2 separate regions of the Homo sapiens genome follow, and region 2 is linked to region 1. A link is a loop called in an ENCODE intact Hi-C map of the cell type or tissue named here. Cell type or tissue: mammary epithelial cell. All regions are shown on one strand.

Evidence for each region. Peaks named below come from ENCODE experiments on the same cell type or tissue, not always from the same donor. Only the 100,000 strongest peaks of a DNase experiment are listed, where the experiment ranks them.
Region 2: a loop joins it to region 1, with 3 times the contacts of the local background. A loop is called at or near these places in 3 of 110 quality-filtered maps.

The regions. Positions count from the first base shown.
Region 1 is chrX:74,534,486-74,536,985 of GRCh38, reverse strand. No RefSeq gene overlaps it. Among named protein-coding and RNA genes, the nearest start is that of RLIM, 79 kb to the left of the region's middle. In mammary epithelial cell, CTCF peaks have their summits at 672 and 1,515; DNase peaks (open chromatin) are centred at 1,025 and 2,145; H3K4me3 peaks cover 1,261 bases; H3K27ac peaks cover 700 bases.
Region 2 is chrX:74,449,855-74,452,354 of GRCh38, reverse strand. The region is part of intron 1 of SLC16A2 (solute carrier family 16 member 2); the gene reads right to left. Among named protein-coding and RNA genes, the nearest start is that of SLC16A2, 30 kb to the right of the region's middle. In mammary epithelial cell, no CTCF peak of the experiment used is centred here; DNase peaks (open chromatin) are centred at 1,064 and 2,204; H3K27ac peaks cover 1,801 bases.

The DNA of each region.
Region 1 (2,500 bases):
GAGGTTGCAGAGGAGGGCGGAGGAGGATTGCTGCCCCGGGCGGGAGCGCTTCCTGGCGGCCGAACCCGCCCTCAGTCTCCGCATCCTGGCGGGCCTCGAGTCTGGGCTCCTGTAGGTCTTTCGCTAGCAGCCGCCTGATCCCGCTCTTGGGACGCTAGGGACGAGGCCGGTCGGGAGAGAATAGGGGGCCGCCGATTGTAAAAGATCCTCGACAGGCCCAGCCCGGATCACCTCGAGGGCTCCGGACCGAGCGCTGGGGGTGGGGCGCCGTCGCCGCTACGGCCCCTGGTGTCGGTGGAGCGAGCAGGGAGGTAGAGGGCGGGGGATCGAGGAGGAGCTGAGCTCGGACACGCAGCAGCTGCTGTCTATCCGTCTGGCTTGCTGGCAGTTGGCAGGGCCCGAGGCTAGGTCTTCCCGCCCCCTTTCCCTAGGCGGGAAGGGCGGTTGTCATGGGTGGGCGGATTCCCGTCTGAATAGCAGGGGAAGATGCATTTCCGTGGCGCGGCTCCCGGGTTATTACCCCTCCCAAATGGGGAAATGGATGGAGACCCGCGGCGGGGGAGGAGCCAACCCCACTCTCCGCGTCCCCGCCCAAGGTGGCCGGAGGCCAGCGGCAGGACCAGGAGCGACCGCCAGGGCCAAATCCACCCCCAGGCAGTCCCAGAGTGTGGAGTGGGCATGGGGACCTGGCGGGAAATAGTGTCGATTAGCACCCCCAGGCCCGGATGCCAGGGCCCAGTCGTGGCGAGGTCAGTGAAGGGTGGGTGTGTGGTGGGAAAGGAGAGTAGAAGTGCAACCTTCTTTTCCCCTCCCCTGGCATTCCAGTGTATTAACATTTGGCAGGTGGGCTCGGCGCGGTCTCTGCGGTGACGAGAGTTGGGGAAAGATGCTCCCAAGTGTAGTCCCCGGTCTCCGCGGGGGGGCCACAGGCTCTGGCAGGAGTGAGGGAACGAGGAGGCCCACGACAGGTGCTGTCTGTCCGCTGCTCTGACAGGCCCGGGCGGGAATGCGGCCCGGCCCAGTACTGCTCTCCCCACCCACTCAGCTGGACGCGGACTCTGACACTTGTTAGTGTGAGCAATCGACTAATTTTATCCGGCTGGGGCTCAGCAGGAAACCAATGCCGAGGCGCGGGTAGTTCTTCCGGGCGACTCTCGCCCCCGGGAGGATAGTCGTGGGGAGAGGAAGAGGGGTTGGGGGTGGGATTCCTGCCGCCTCCATTTCACTGGGGGCGTGGTGGCTCCTGATCTGCCTCAGAGAGGACCGAATTTTGGCGCTAAGGTCGGTACTCTCTGGGTACTGGCGCCCAGAGAAGAAAAGGGTATCTTGGAAGTTAGGTAGTACAAACTCTTTGTGTTCTTCTGGTTTTTTTCTACTTATGTTCCTTTCATTCCTGAAGTTCCCGGATTCTAGCAGAGTGTCTGACACGCAGCAGGTCTCTAGAAAAGACTGCTTAAATGACTTGAAAACCAGGCATAGAACTTTGCGCTTGGTGACCGCTAGAGAGAGCTGAAAGGCAGGAATCAAAGGGGCTTTGAAGCATAGCCTCCTGAACCCCTGCAGGATTTGGGTATCTAATCCCTTTCCTTGTGCCTCTGCAGTCTCTGCTGCATTTCAGCTTATTAGAATTTCTGAACTTGCTTCAAGGGCTCTTATTCTACCCGTCACCCACACTATCTAGGCGCCAGCTATGAGACACTAGGGATTTGTAATCCTTGTCAGCTGGCCTGCACTGCTACTGTGGAGAAGTGGCAGGGAGCTGCTGGCCGCCTTTTCAGACGTGAAAAGACCCTAGAGGAGAGCATATGCTCGTAAAAATTATGGGATTCCACAGCTTTGAAATCTAATAATCCTGGGTGATCAAACACAGACTGGACCCTTGGGGCTGCTGGGGAAGGGGCTAGGGGAGCGGGGCAGACCTTAGGTGGGAGAGCCTGGGGCCCTGCAATGGGACAGAGTAATTAGCCTCAGTGGGAGGAGATGAGGAAGCCAGCCTGAGGGTGTCTACACTGAGTCTGAGGAGAAACAATAGCCAAGAGCTGGGTGGTAAACCACCTTCTTCCAACCGGAAACCAGTCACTTCTCTTTGCCCCTGCCCTGCCCAGTATGTGGCCATTTGGAGATGGATTTTTTTTGTACCTCTTGAGTTGCTGGGGGTGGAGGGACAGTAGGTGAAACCAGGTCTCCAAGCCAAGATTGCATGGTCTGGAGTGACTGGGAGACAGAATACCAAAAGTATGTGTCAGTTGCGGGTGAGAGTAATCATGAAGACATGGGGTATGCTAAAAGTTAAACTTTGCTAAACTTTCATTTTTGCTCAGAGCTGGTCCTGCTGACACACTTATGGAAATGGGTTTGGTACACAGTTGTTGAATGAAGTGGGCAAGTCATTTATCCCTCCTAGGGCCAGTTTCTTCATCTGTAAAACCAGGGGTGTAAACTGTACTGGAAGTCAATGACATGAGTTCAAGTCTCATCTTGCTCTGTCACTGATGAACTG
Region 2 (2,500 bases), 85 kb after region 1:
TCAACAGGTACCTGAGCCTTTGGCATCTCTCTGCTTCTCTTTCCTAGAACGGGAACGGACAAGACTATTCCCAGCAGGATGAGAGGGAAGGCCTGCCATATTCCAGGCCACTTCCCAAATCCACCCTGCTGAGAGTGTGGTGGTAATGCTCCAAGGAAGAGAGTACACTGGCAATTGGAAGTGTGGTGGAAACTGGCTGACCCAGCCTCCATGCATGTCCAGTCTGGAGGGCGCCTTGGGGGCTTGCCAACTCTATTATCATCATTTCCCTATGATCCAAAGGGGTCAAGGACCAACCTACTGCTAGTAATTTAGCTCGTATTGTGCTCTGATAGCGGACAGTCATTGAACTTTTCCCTTCTCGAAATAGAGGGCTTCTTTGGCTCTTAACTATAGGATCCTCTAAGCCCCTTATTAATGGTAGCACATCCCTTCTGTTTCTGACAGCATGACATATTTAAGTCCAGGCTCATTCCCTCCTATTTATAACACCAGGAAGGTTCAAGTATGCCAAAAGCATCTGATCAGTGTGGCACATTTGCTGTCACATTCTTCTATAAGACATTTGTCCCATGACAGGTGGGGGGACCCCCCAAGGGATGACATTTCAATGCAAATAGGCACATCACTATAAGCAATTTTCCCTCATGTACACACTTCCTTCTTGATCTATTTTTGAGCTATTGGGTCCTGAGGATCCAAAGGGTTCACCCTACTTCATAGTTCATGGCCCATCACTAACTATCAATTTTCCGTGTCACTTTATGGCCAAGCCTACTGAGGTTTAGCCACTTTACAGTCATTTGTTCCTTGCCTGGAATAAAACATTGAAAGTAACCACAGGGGATTCATTGGAAAAGTGCACTTGCAAGTCTGAATAATCTCACACAGTCAGAGAAAAAACATCAGAACTGGAACAAACCTCAAAGATTGTCTAGCCTAAATCTGATGTTTGATCATGGAGCCTAACTGTATGTGTCAAGGAGGAGGGAGGTATGAGTAACCAGCTTCTCAAAGTATTAAACACATGCTTTAGGCTTCATACATTCTTTGTCTGATAAATATGCTTTGCCTTTCCTCAAACAGCACTTCCCCTCTGAAATTCACCACATACTCACATAGTCATTGCCCAATCCCAGCTTCAGCCTGACTCATCACACTAAAAGAACACATACGAAACAAACCACCTTTCTACTGGTTACATATTTTGAATCAGAGAATAAAAGATTTCCAATATTGGAGGTCTCTTAAATGTCATTTTAAGTTTTTTTAAAAAGTGTTTAAAGTTCATGTGTTTTACCCACAGATCCCCATGGAAACCCAATTCAGAGAGACAAAAAGGGAAAGGCCCACTAAGAGAGACTCTACCTTTTCTGGTTTTCTGCCTAGTTCCCTTTAATCCCAGGCAGGTTGGTCTGTGTATATTTTTATGGCTGCATAAGACTTTTAAAATCAAGACCTATGTGCTTATAACAGTGGACAAGAATTTTGTTCTGCAATGACCAGGACTCCCAGATCTCCAACAGCTTACTGACTCCAACCACTACCAGAGCCAAGGGGATATTGTCTGGTCAACATACTTCTCATGGGACATCAAAGACAAGGCAGAGGAGGCAAGGAGCGGAGGACCTTGAATGTTGTGCCTTTGTGTCATAGGAGTGAGACCTAATCAGCAATCCCCATTGGCATAATGGGAAGCAGTGGCTTCTCTGATATTGGCTTGGTCCAAAACCCCAAGTTATATTCTTTTCCCTATCAGCATGATCCCAATACTATCTGATGACTAGATGGAAGTTTCTTTTACTTCTTTGGGTGGGGCGGGGCAGAGCAGGGGTGGTGGCGGCAAGTGGTATTTGGTACAAGAGTACGGATCACAGAATTATGAACTCCCAGAAATGGAAGACCCCTAAAAGATCACTGAGTTCAGTGCAAAATTCTACAGAGGAAGAGACTTAGACCCAAAGAGAGGAACATGCTCAAGGTCACAAGATGGATTAGTGGCTGATCCAGGTCTCCTGACTCAGCTAGCATTATTTCCTTTAGCTTTTAGGTATGTTTAGTCTTCATCTGTTCGGCCATTATTCATTCAACAAATATTTATTGAGCATCTATTATGTGCCAGCCAGCCCTTGTGCTAGGCCCTGGGGCATATAATGGGGGTGGAGGGTCCATAATTTCTCAATAGAAAGGGCTTAGGGAAAGCAATTTGGTTGGAAGGAGGTGACTAAAGGACTTGCCTTGATGCTTGCTAGCATAGCAAGTGCATGAGTTTTGCTTAAATTATCTATTTATTAGTCATGGCTTTGAGCGATGCTAAAATTCCCCAAGCTAGCCTTGTTGCTGTCACTAGTGGTGGAGGAAGGATGGACCATCCTGGTCGTCTATAGTGCCCTGTTGCAAGACAAAGATCATCCCATTATCCATAGGGGATTTTGAGGGAGGTGGGAGGGAAGAAGTGAAGGAAGCTTGTTGATGGGAGAAGGGTTAGGCAGAGGAGAAA